Linked DNA regions of Homo sapiens: all the other regions are linked to region 1. Evidence: chromatin contacts called from ENCODE Hi-C or POLR2A ChIA-PET data. All regions are on one chromosome and are shown on one strand. The core of a region is the stretch at or near the end of the contact, and the rest is flanking DNA. Distances in the headings are between cores, read along the strand shown.

Region 1 (4,142 bases), core at 619-3,118:
CTCGCGGTGGCGCTCCTTGCTGCGGCCACTGCTGCTGCGGCGGTCCCGGCGGGGCCTGCGCTCCGACCCCTCCCCGCGCCGCTGGGTGCCGGAGGAGGAGGCCGGACTCCCGCCGCTGCCCCCCGTTCCCCCGGCAGCCGTCGCCGCCGTTGCCGCGCTGGCCCCCCCCAGCAGCAGCCCCTGCTCGGACTGGGAGCTCACATCCTCGTATTCCACCAGCGGGGTCACACCCCCGCCGCTACTAGCACCGCCACCGCCGTCCTGCTGCGGCTGGGGCAGCGAGAAGACCCGACGCTTCTCCGCCTCCTGCCCGGCGCGGGGCCCGCGACGCCGCTTCTGCCGCCCTCCTGCGCGCCTCTTGCCTCTCGCCAGCCGCTTGACCTCCAGAGGGGGGCCCGGGCTGAAGCAAGAGGAGGAGGCCGCGGCGGCGGCGGCTGCGGCGGCGGCCGTGCCGGGAGCAGCCAGGAAGAGCAGAGGCGGCGGGGGCGGCGGCGGTTGCAGGAGCTGCGGCTGCAGGAGCGGCAACAGCAGCGGCGGCTGCTGAGGGGACAGGAATCGCCTCCGCTTGCGGCGTTCCTCCAACTTCTTCTCCGCCCAGCTCAGGCCCCCGCCTCCCCCCAGCGCCGTGTCCGAGCTGCTCGGCATCGCCTAGAGCCAGCCGCAGAGCGCGGCGCGGGTGCGGCCTCCTCCCGGGTCAGATCCTGGCCATCTCCCCCGCCGGAAACGGGAGCGGCGGCGGAGGGACACCGAGCACCAGAGCCGGCCGGGAAAAGCGCCACGATAATCCGGGTCGGGACTCGGGTCCCTGGGTTCCAGGTCACAGTGGGGTACGCAGCAGCCTCCGGGCCCCAGGGAAGCAGGAATCCGGGCGGCGGAGCTCCCGATTGCGCTCGTCGTCCTATCCTCGGCAGCGAAAACACCAGATGCGCCGGGCGCTGACCTGCGGGGGAGTCCCGAGTCCTCCAAGTGCCCCCGGGGGTGGGGGAGCGGCCTTGGCCGCGCTCTCGGCTCGGGCAGCGCAACGCGGAAGTACCACCTTCGTCGCCGCTTCACTCCATCGCGCCCTGACGTTGGGTGCAAGTTCAGGGGAGGGGAGTGGGCGAGACAACAACACGCCTCCACCGCCTCCTCCTCGGCGTCGACGTCGTCCTCCTGTGGTGGCGGCGACACACCGCAGGCGCCTCGGAAGTGGCCTGGGCCTGACAACAACTCCCGGCCTAGGGCCTCGCGCACTCTGCGGCCCGCGGGGCTGGGCAGCGGGGCGGGGCGAGGCGGGGGCGACCGGGCTGCGGCTCTCGGTTGGGGCAGCGACTGTGCGGGGCTGGGCGGGGGGCTATTTCCGGGGAGATGGGGGCAGGGGCGTTTCTGAGTCTGTGGCGGTAGGTACGGGCCCTGACTTTCTTCTTCTTTCGCCGCCGCCGCCGCCGCCAGCAGAGGTGGCGGAGCTACCCCTTTCCTCCGCTCCCCCCCTCCACGAGGAGGCTCCTGGTGTGCGCGGCCTGCCCCGGCTCGCTCCTCCCCTTCCCTCTCCGCTCCTCGTCAGGAGGAGGGAGAGCAACGGGACTTGCTGGTTGGGCCCTAACCTCCACAACCCCTCCTTCTCGCCTCGCTCTTTCGGCTTTTCCCCTCAGCCCTGACGTACGACCGGGAGCGCGCCCGCAATTCACGCTCAGAGAAAGCCGAAGATGAGAGGTGGCCGGGGCAAGAGAGGCGGGAACAAAGTTACCGCGCACTGGCGTGCTCGCTCCCGCCAGGGGCCGGCAGGCCGCACCGGAAGTGGCATGATGTAGAAACCGCTCGGCTTCCGGCGAGGGTGGGACTCCGTGTGAAGAAGGGTTAAAGAAAGGAGAGGATTCGTGTGCCGCCCACTGCTGTTGCTTGAGACTCTGCCCGTGGTGGCGCGCCTGTCGTGCTTGTTGCTTGCGTCCAGCGCGCAGTGCCGGTTCCGGCTCTGCAGACGCCGCACTGCCTGCCTGTTGAGCGAAAGGTCACAGTGAGAACAAGTGTTTCTGGAGACTGCGAGGGAAATAATGCTGTTGGTGGCCTTCTGGAGTAGGCAGTTACCCCCCGTGTACCTTCAGTCAAGCCCTGGGAGTGGAACAGCTGCGAAAGGAGAGAAAACACCCCGCAAAACAGGGTGGAGATGGCGTTGGTTTAACTTGTCTCACGTACGCCAAAGTTCGAGGCCCCATTTTTTTTTTTTTTTTTTTTGAGACTGAGTTTCGCTCTCGTTGCCCAGGCTGGAGTGCAATGGTGCGATCTCGGCTCACCGCAACTTCCGCGAGGCCCCTTCTTATCCTAAAAAACACACTTGGGAATCACAGCTCAAGCTTCGGTAACACTATTTACTTTAAAATAAAAATTTTTAAAGCTTTAAATCAATACAGGAAATAAGTGGAATGTTAAAAGGAACTACTGAAAATTCCAAATTCTCAGGAGGCTTGAAATAAAAACATCTTGTGCGAATGAGGACTGCCCTCTTAGTACTTCACCCACTTTCACCTTCATATCTAAACCTTTGGGGTTGCCAAACATAGCCATATAGTGACCTCACATCTCATTTCTTGCCTTAGAATTGCCCTTCAGTTACAGACTAAGCACTCGGGATAATTAGATTAAAATGTAAATGGCTTATTGGCTTTTAGAATGGTTGGAAACGCAAGCTAACCCTGTGCAGTGGCACACGCCTGTAGTCCCAGCTACTCCGGAGGCTGAGGCAGGAGGATCTCTGGAGCTCAAGAGTTCGAGGCTGGAGTGAGCCATGACCGTGCCACAGCACCCCAGCCTGGCCAATCAGCAGGGCGAGGCCCTGCCTCTAATAAAAGAAAAAGCTAAGCCGTCTGTTCAATGACTAAATGTAGTAACCCCTTTGAAAATTCATTTGTTCAGATCATCAGTTGGTTTAGTTCTTAAACACTTGGTATCTATCCATCGTTAATACCTTAGTGTAAATTATTTTAATCAGTTTGACATCACAGTATCACAGACTGGCCTGATTTAAGCTAAGATCAGACTTCACTGACCGAGTACAAAGGATGTTGGTTTGCTGAAGGATAAAGGAGGAGGCAAAGGAATAGGTAATCTTAAAGTCAGAGCATTTCCCAGGAGGGCAGGCCTGGGTGGGCAACACCATGGGATGGGCATTGGGAAACTGAATAGAAAAATAGGGGGCAGGGTTCCTAAAACAAATTTCTGGTTGACAGTATTGTTGAGTGAAGGTCCTGTAGCCAGCCTCCTACCAAAGACTGTTTAGCAAGTGGCTTTTTCAGAAACATGTAGGATCAACTTGTTCCATCGTCCTACGTTAGATAGACTGGAATAACAGAACAAAGAGAGCAAATAAGAGGTTTAGCTTGCAGCTCCCCTCGTGTACAACCAGTTCCACTTGAGAATGTCATCTTCTATCATATATTTTCAAAGAAAACTTGATCCATAGTAAATGGATAATTCCCATGTGTAAGTGTATTAAATGGAGAAGAAGGGAAAAAAAGTAAATGGATAGTTCCCAATCCAGGGTGCAAACAAAAAACATGTACTAAAATATTTTTACTGTGGTTCTACCACCCACGTTTCCTCAAAGATTCTACCTTTGGTGGGGGAGGTTGAATGAACATTTTGAGCTCAAGATACCTGCCCACGTGGTTGGAAACACTAATAACTAATAGGATTCAAACTCCAAAAAATGGGAAGGACCTTTGAATTAGAAGCCGTCTGTTTCTATAAGCCTGTCTGCTTGCCTGAATATTAAAGAGATTTGAAATTCCCATTTACGACTATATTTTTGTTTATTACTGCTTGTGTGTGGGGGGGTGGGGAGTTCGTGTTTTGTTTTGTTTTTGTTTTTGTTTTTTTTGAGACAGAGTTTTGCTCTTGTCGCCTAGGCTGGAGTGCAGGGGTGCAATCTTGGCTTACTGCAACCTCCGCCCCCCAGGTTCAAGCGATTCTCCTGCCTCAGCCTCCCGTGTAGCTGGGATTACAGTTGCCCGCCACCATGCCGAGCTAATTTTTTTGTATTTTTAGTAGAAACGGGGTTTTGTCATGTTGAGCAGGCTGGTCTCAAACTCCTGACCTCAGGTGATCCGCCCGCCTCGGCCTCCCAAAGTGCTGGGATGACAGGCGTGAGCCACTGCACCAGGCCCCAG
Region 2 (4,232 bases), core at 1,682-4,181, 5.2 Mb before region 1:
TCCAAAAGCCACTTCATTAGTGGCATAAACTCAGGTATGGTTAAAAGGGGCTTATGATGAATAACAAAAGATGTCACTATCATTCAAGAAGTTACAAGTGTTTTACAAATGCCCATCAATGATAGCCTGGATAAAGAAAATGTGGTACATATACACCATGGACTACTATGCAACCATAAAAAGGAATGAGATCATGTCCTTTGCAGGGACACAGATGGCGCTGAAAGCCATTATCCTTGGCAAACTAACACAGGAACAGAAAACCAAACACTGCATGTTCTCACTTATAGGTGGGAGCTGAACAATGAGAACACATGGACACAGGGAGGGGTACAACACACACTGGGGTCTGTCCATGGGACAGGGGGAAGGGAGAGCACCAGGATAAGTAGCCAATGCATGCAGGGCTTAATACCTAGGTGATGAGTTGATAGGTGCAGCAAACCACCACGGCACACGTTTACCTATATAACAAACCTGCACGTCCTGCACATGTATCCTGGAACTTTAAATTAAATTAAAATACACATACACAAATGAAAAACATCAGGATAGCAATTAGCTGGGGTGGAGGGATAAGAAAGAAGAGGAAACTCTCAGAAAATTGCAACAATATTGGTAATATTCTATTTCTTAAGTGGAGTAATGGGTTCACGGGTTTCTTTTCATAATTCTGCTTTGTAACTTGAGCATATTTAAATTTATATATACACTATATATATTATGTATATGTAGCAAACATTTTATAAATACAAATGATATTATCTTTATAAAATGCCTTAATGAAAACCTAAAGAAAAAAGTTACAAGGGTTTTAGAAGCTCTATGCAGAGACCACATATATATTTCTTAAGTCACAGGTGGCTTTTAGTATACTCAGTGTTGTGCAACCATCCCTATTATCCAATTCCAGGACACTTTTACCATCTCAAAAAGAAACCTCAAACCCATCAGAAGTCACTCCCTATTCTCCCCACCTCAACATCACATAGGTGACTCTATCAATTCACCTACTCTGGACATTGCAAATATAAATGGAACTATACAATATGTGGCCTCATGTGTCTAACTTCTTTCCCTTAGCATGTTTTCAAGGTTCTTTCCTCAACAAAACTCCATTAGTTTGTCTAAAGCTTTTCTTTTAACAGATCTATAAATCTGTTGTAATATTGTCTTTTGACAGACAACTTGTGAAGGATTTGGAGTAGAATTTGTGATAAATACATGGAATCTTAATTAACTGTTAACAGAAAAATCAAACTCTGTAAATTACTTAAAGAGGTTTATTCAGGGCCAATGAGTGACCACAGCCCCAGGAAAATACAAACCCAAAAAGCCTTAAGTGTTCCCGAGGCAGTCAGATTATAGTTTGGTTTTATACATTTCAGGGAGCCAGGGGTTACAGGCAAAGACATAAATCAATGTGTGGAAGGTATACACTGGTTTGGCTCCAAAAGACAGGATGTCTTGATGTGGGGGGTTTACAAGTTATATGTGGACTCAAATACATAGATATATACACGATATATGATTGATTGATAGATAGATAGATAGATCTCTTGGTAGGGGTAGATAGGGTCTCCCTATGTTGCCCAGGCTAGTCTTGAACTCTTGGCCTCAAGTGATCCTCCCACCTCAGCCAGCTTGACCAAGAGATTTTTTAATTTGCAACTGGTTAAAAGAGTGAGGCTCTGTGTAAAATTTGGAGTCAGCAGAAAAGAATGTTTAAGATAGTATGCCAGAATCAGCCACAATACACTGGGTCAAAAAAGACCTCTTCAGCAAGATTGATGGTCTGCAAGCTTGACTTAACCCTTGCCTTGCACGGCCTTAGGTCTTGTTTATAATTTGGTATCTTACTACCACAAAGTCTGTTAGTCTTATGATCTCTACTTTAACAAGGGGTGTTCAACCTCCCTTTCCAGAATGGCTGGGAACTCAGTTTTTAAGGTTTCTCTGGGGTCTCCTTGGCTAAGAGGAGGTCCGTTCAGTGCTTGGGGGGCTTACAATTTTATTTTTAGTTTACAAACACAAACAAACGTAATTATTTATTTTTATGTTTTTTGTTTTGTTTTTTGCGACAGAGTCTTGCTCTGTCAACCAGGCTGAGTGCAGTGGCAAGATCGCTGCTCACTGCAACCTCCACCTCCCGGATTCAAGCGATTCTCATGCCTCAGCCTCCCTAGTAGCTGGGACTACAGGTGCGCCCTACCACGCCCGGCTAATTTTTTTGTATTTTTAGTAGAGACGGGGTTTCGCCATGTTGGCCAAGCTGGTCTCGAACTCCTGAACTCAAGTGATCCGCCCACCGAGGCCTGGGATTACAGGCGTGAGCCACCGTGCGTAGCCAAGTAATTATTAACTCCACAGAAAATAAAAGGCTGTGCAGGAAGTAAAAATTAATCAAGTCCATATATAGACCTCAGATACATTTCGTTTGGGCTATCCTGCACTTTACTTTGTAATTAAACACCACTATTTAAAAATCAGGAAAATTGCACATAAAAATCCAGCTGCAAGTGGGCGCTCTGGAGTTCCCCAGTCTCCACTCACTCGTCCTCCCAGCCCCCACAGGCCTCAACGTCGCCTATCCCACTCCACCAGCCCAGTCTTCCACCGCCCTAGGAACTCTCCTACGCCTACGCAAGCAGGGAGGGATAGGGTGACAGCACCGACAACAAAGGGTCGTCTCCCGCACTCCGTATGAGGATGGCGTACTGGTCGGGGGGCAACCGAAGCCTTTCTTCCTAGGTTCTTTATCTTTTCTAAGTTTCCCATGACCTATCGCTCCGCTTGAGCCCTCAGCAAAGATGTCACCCGCCGAAAGGTGTGGCCGGAAGCTGGAGGCGTGGCTTCCGGACGTGCGGGGCGAGGCTCGTCTCGTTTCCGCCGGCGCTCCGAGTGACGTAGGGAAGCGCGCCGCGCACCTCATGGTTCCGGGGACAGTTAGGGCGGCGGATGGAGGTCAGCGGTGGTGCTCGCTGCGTAGGTCTTGTGGCACGGGGAGAAGGGGCGGCTGATCGTGGGTTTCGAGTGCACAACACAGGCGTGGCTGGGAAGGTCCTGGGATGCGGTGGAACTGGGGAGCAGGCTGGGACGCGGTGGGATGCCGTGGGCCTGGCCGTCTGCTCGTTCCGTGCTGGCTTGCCAGTGCGCACGCTTCCTCTCTAGCCCGCGCGGCCAGGCCTGGAAGACGCCGCCCCTGTTGACCGTCCATGACCCCAGCGAGCCAGTTTTCGTGACTTAGTGCAAGTTGTTTTCTCTCTGCATTTTAGAACTAAAGTTTTGGATTGCTGTTTGCCTAAACTCAAGTCTGGCTCCTGGGCTTCCGTTTACTCGGCTAAACTGCTCTTAGGGCTCTTAAAAAATTGGAAAGGCGGCCGGGCGCGGTGGCTCACTCCGGTAATCCCAGCACTTTGGGAGGCCGAGACGGGTGGATCACTTGAGGTCATGGTGAAACCCTGTCTCTACTAAAAATACAAAAATTAGCCAGGTGTGGTGGCGCGGGCCTGTAGTCCCAGCTATTTGGGAGGCTGAGGCAGGAGAATCGCTTGAATCCGGGAGGCTGAGGTTGCAGTGACTCGAGATCGCAGCATTGCACTCCAGTCTGGGCGACAGAGCGAGACTCCGTCTCAAAAAAATAAGTCGGAAAGATTTCTACACTGTGCTTAGGCTCAGGAAGTGGTAGATGTTGCGTTTGGGCAAATACTCCGACTCTCTGATCTCTCTCTCTTTTTTTTTTTCTTTAAGTGGAGTTAGACTAAGCTTTTTACAGCTGCTTTAATCCCCTCATATAAAAAGAAAATGTGCTGGCCATATACCAAGTTCCAGGAAGTGGAGAAAGATCAAACGTACATTCTGCTTTGGCAGAAATGAGGCCTAGGTGAACGTTTTATCTTGCCCTTGTCGCATGTCTTCCCTGGATCATGTAATCACCGTAGGGAGCTAGACTAGCTGATAGAATTTTTTTTCTTTTTTTTTTTTTTTGTGACAGAGTCTCGCTCTGCCACCCAGGCTGGAGTGCAGTGGCGCGATCTCGGCTCACTTCAAGCTCTGCCTCACCCTCCCTAGTAGCTGGGACTACAGGTGCCCGCCACCACGCCCGGCTAATTTTTTTGTATTTTTAGTAGAGACGGTGTTTCACCGTGTTAGCCAGGATGGTCTCGATCTCCTGACCTCGTGATCTGCCCGCCTCAGCCTCCCAAAGTACTGGGATTACAGGCGTGAGCCAC
Region 3 (4,027 bases), core at 939-3,438, 7.5 Mb after region 1:
TCAAAATTGCTAATGTTTATTCTGTTTTTTTTTTGTTGTTGTTGTTTTGAGATGGAGTCTCACTCCGTCGCCAGGCTGGAGTGCAGTGGCACGATTGGCTCACTGCAACCTCTGCCTCCCAGGTTCAAGCGATTCTCCTGCCTCAGCCTCCTGAGTACCTGGGACTACAGGCGTGTGCCACCACACCTAGCTAATTTTTGTATTCTTAGTAGAGATGGGGTTTCACCATGTTGGCCAGGATGGTCTTCATGTCTTGACCTCGTGATCCGCCCACCTCGGCCCCCAAAGTGTTGGGATTATAGGCGTGAGCCACTGTGCCCAGCCTATTTTTCTAATTTTTAAAAACTCTATCAAATAACAACAATGTTTTGAATTCTCCCATACTGTCAGTATGGTATGGGGAAAATAAAATAGGAATAGAAAAGGAAAACCAGGAAAAGAGGTGGTTTTCAACCAAATGAGGATTGGACAAAAAGAAAAAAAGAGAAAGAGAAAGAAAGAAGCGTCACAAACAAATCTGGCATTACTTCGTATTTAAAATCTTATGAAGAGTAAGGAGAATGTTGATGGGTGTGAATGAAATAGTGAGAATCAATTTAAAGAATATTCATTAGGCGCCCTACAGTGTGCCTGAAAATGTAGTGTGCACAGTGTATAAAATAAGAAATTGCTTCCTTAAAGTGGCTTATGTCTGGTTATAAAAATAAGATGAATGCAAAACCAGCTAGCAATGCTAGCTTTATGTAGCTTCACTCTGAGCCAGACATCATGTATTAGAAAACAAGGATAAGTAATAACAGCTCATGTTTAAAAGGGCTATGTGCCAGGTCCTATGCTGACCACTTTTCATAGATTATCTCAATTAATCTTCACATTAATCTTATGAGTAGATACTGTTGTCCCCATTTTTTCCAATGGGTATATTGAGACTTAAAAAGTTAAAATAACTTGCCCATTGTCAAATAACTGACCATGGAATTTGAACCAAAGTCATTTAATTCAAAATGAAGAAATTTAATCACGTAAACTACTGCTTCCCATAATTCTCAGCCTTGAGGAACTCAGTCTATGAAGGAATGATGGGTGCTTAATGACCATTTGTTGTATGAATGAATGACGTTCTTTGTGGCCGCTCATGTTTATTGTTTAGCTTTTTTTTTTTTTTTTTTTGAGATGGAGTTTCGCTCTTGTTGTTCAGGCTGGAGTGCAGTTGCATGATCTAGGCTCACTGCAACCGCTGCCTCTCGGGTTCAAGCAGTTCTCCTGCCTCTGCCTCCCGAGTAGCTGGGACTACAGGCGCACGCCACCACGCCCAGCTAATTTTTGTATTTTTAGTAGAGACGGGGTTTCACCCATGTTGGCCAGGCTGGTCTCGAACTCCTGACCTCAGGTGATCCGCCCGCCTCGGCCTTCCAAAGTGCTGGGATTACAGTCGTTACCACTGCGCCTGACCTAGACTGTTCAGGTTTAAGTTCCTAGGATACAAATATAAAACAGACTAGGGCCGATACTTTGCTGTTTTCAACACAGAAGTGGAAAGCATGATTTTACACTTCTGGAATAATTTAGAGTGACATCTGGTGGTTGCCTGTGAGACAAGAATTGTTGAAGAAACTGAATTTAAAAGCCTATAATAAATAAGACTACCAGACATAAAAAGATAAGAACGATGAATTAAAGTAGTAAAAAGTTTAAAAAACATATCTTAAATCCTCACTAAAGAAAAATTTTAAAAAATGCTAGTTGCAGATTTTCAATCCACTGGACTTTAAAAAGAAACAATAGATTCCTTAATGAGTAGTTGTAACGAAAATTGTAACAGTTAATTGATGGCAGGAAATACGAATTGATTTATACTGGTTTGAAGATTCTGGCTTGAGAGGAAATGCAACTTTACGGGGGAAGAAGACTCAAACGTTACAGGAACAATTTATTCACAAGGCAAAATATCTTCAACGTCTCTCCAAAACTTCAAGGGCATTATGGGTATCTGCCGAGATGGTAAAATGTCCAGTGGGCAGGAAATATTTCACCGGATCTCACTTGCCGGGGAAAAAAGCCAGTGAACGCGACCCACGCAGCTGACTAGATCGTGCGCTCGGCCTCAGATTGGTCGAGCCTGTTTGGGCTGCGGAAAAAGCGGAAGCGCGCTTTTCAAAGTCGTCCCACCATCAATGAAGGCAGGCCACTTCCGGCGTAGCCATGGCGGCTAACGCTACTACCAACCCGTCGCAGCTGCTGCCCTTAGGTAATCGCCGTCCTTTGGGGAGCAGGAACAGGGAGCTGACATTCAGGATTGGGGGCCGAGGGGCTGTTCCGAGGCAGGCCCTGGCCGAGTGTGGGGAAATGTATAAGACCAAATGCGGTTCGACTCTGAGCTCCAAGTCTTCGCGACAGCAGGCCGCACCTGCTCTTTAACGTGGTCGGGCTCCTCCAGGCAAGGACTTTGACTTCTCAAACCAGACCTTCACTGGAAAAGGTCCACATTTAGTGAACGCGTCGTCGGCCTACTTTGTTGTGAGCCCGCCTCTGCAGTGTTATAGGTAGTAGGCCTACTTCTCAGCCTGGCGTTTACGATCCCCAGATTAGATAGACCATGTTATGTATGTGGTTGGTTAGTGACACTAACACCCTGGTCCGGAATGAGCCTTAAATGAGGAATCTGGAAACCAGCTCTGTTTGTTATTTATTCATTCAATAAGTAGTAACTGAGTATCTATACACTAGATACCGTGCCTGGGCATTTTTCAATGATAAACCATAGCCATTGCCTTCAAATAGCACACAAGCCAGTGGAGGAGAGAACACTGGACAAGTAGACATCATGCCACATAATGCTAGGCTAGCTAAAGAGATGTTCAAGCTACCGTCAGAGCACAGAGGATAGACAGAGTTGGGAAAGGGAAGCAGTGACCGGAGAGTTTCCGGTGAATATAATTATACCTATCTCCTCTTATATTTTTGTAGTTGGTGAAGAGTGATTGAACTAGTGGTCGTGGCCGTGATTGAAAAGTTTTCATTCCTTCATGCCACAGACTCTTTTGGAAGGCTCATTATGTGCCAGATGCTGTGCTTGAACTGAGATTTGTATTATAAGACCTAAAGTTATTGAATGAATGTTTTTCCTGGTTTTTCTTTCACTATATGCAAGTAAGAGTGCCAGTAGGCACTCAAATATTTGTTGAAATAATGAATGGTAAAATAATATTTTTTCCCTCCTCAGAGCTTGTGGACAAATGTATAGGATCAAGAATTCACATCGTGATGAAGAGTGATAAGGAAATTGTTGGTACTCTTCTAGGATTTGATGACTTTGTCAGTATCCTTTTAAAAGGTGGTGGTGGTATAGGTTTTTCTTAAGTAATAACATAAGAACTATAGACAATCAGTATATTTGTGATTATTATAATAAAAATCAGTTCATTCTCAGGGAACTTATGATAATGTTTTAAGAGGTATGTATTGAAAGACGGTAAAGTTCCTATCAACAACAAGCATTTTGAATTTGAGCCATTGTATTAAACATTGTAATTAAAACTGAACAGGCGAGCCCAGTGGCTCACGCCTATAATCCCAGCGCTTTGGGAGGGCGAGGTGGGTGGATCGCTTGAGCCCAGGAGTTTGAGACCAGCCTGGGCAAGATGATGAAACCCTGTCTCCACAAAAATTACAAAAATTAGCTGGGCATGGTGATGTACACCTGTGGGTCCAGCTAATCTCCGGGGCTAAGGCAGGAGGATCCTTTAAGCCTAAAAGGTGGAGGCTGCAGTGAGGTGTGATTGTACCACTGCACTTAAGCCTGGATGACAGAGCGAGACTTTGTCTCAAAACAAAAACAAAAACAAAAAACAAAAGCTGAACAAAGGCAGAAGCTAGAGTAAATTCTGTATTTATTTTCTTAACACCAAATTTCAGATATGGTACTGGAAGATGTCACTGAGTTGTGAGTAGTGTTAAAGAATTGGGGGGAATCTCTTCTTAATTAAAGACAGTTTTACTACTTTTGAGTAAAATTATTTATGAGAAA

What was found. Hi-C counts contacts between places; a loop is a spot of excess contacts on that map. ChIA-PET counts read pairs that join two places held with the same protein, here RNA polymerase II (POLR2A). Pooled maps may share reads with other maps.
Region 2: a loop to region 1 is called in a pooled map, with 32 times the contacts of the local background. The contact joins the promoter of TBRG4 here to the promoter of CDK13-DT in region 1. A Hi-C loop is called at or near these places in 7 of 50 pooled maps.
Region 3: a loop to region 1 is called in a map of CD4-positive, alpha-beta T cell, with 20 times the contacts of the local background. The contact joins the promoter of LSM5 here to the promoter of CDK13-DT in region 1. A Hi-C loop is called at or near these places in 3 of 168 maps with a recorded cell type or tissue (CD4-positive, alpha-beta T cell, CD8-positive, alpha-beta T cell and naive thymus-derived CD4-positive, alpha-beta T cell) and 8 of 50 pooled maps. POLR2A ChIA-PET finds 5 or more read pairs at or near these places in 1 of 52 experiments (activated B cell).

What each region holds. Positions count from the first base shown.
Region 1 is chr7:39,947,145-39,951,286 of GRCh38, reverse strand. It overlaps CDK13-DT (CDK13 divergent transcript), which reads left to right and starts at 1,868. Exons shown (of 1, transcript NR_158201.1): 1 at 1,868-3,766. It overlaps CDK13 (cyclin dependent kinase 13), which reads right to left and starts at 1,031. Exons shown (of 14, transcript NM_003718.5): 1 at 1-1,031. The coding sequence starts at 645. RefSeq lists silencers at 34-93, 164-453, 1,244-1,473 and enhancers at 964-1,243, 744-1,662, 1,714-1,963, 2,034-2,163, 2,424-2,473 and 2 more.
Region 2 is chr7:45,110,396-45,114,627 of GRCh38, reverse strand. TBRG4 (transforming growth factor beta regulator 4) reads left to right here and starts at 2,931. Exons shown (of 11, transcript NM_004749.4): 1 at 2,931-2,985. RefSeq lists enhancers at 2,404-3,159, 2,523-3,232.
Region 3 is chr7:32,488,541-32,492,567 of GRCh38, reverse strand. It overlaps LSM5 (LSM5 homolog, U6 small nuclear RNA and mRNA degradation associated), which reads left to right and starts at 2,188. Exons shown (of 5, transcript NM_012322.3): 1 at 2,188-2,248; 2 at 3,224-3,319; 3 at 3,916-3,943. The coding sequence starts at 2,203. RefSeq lists an enhancer at 2,236-2,285.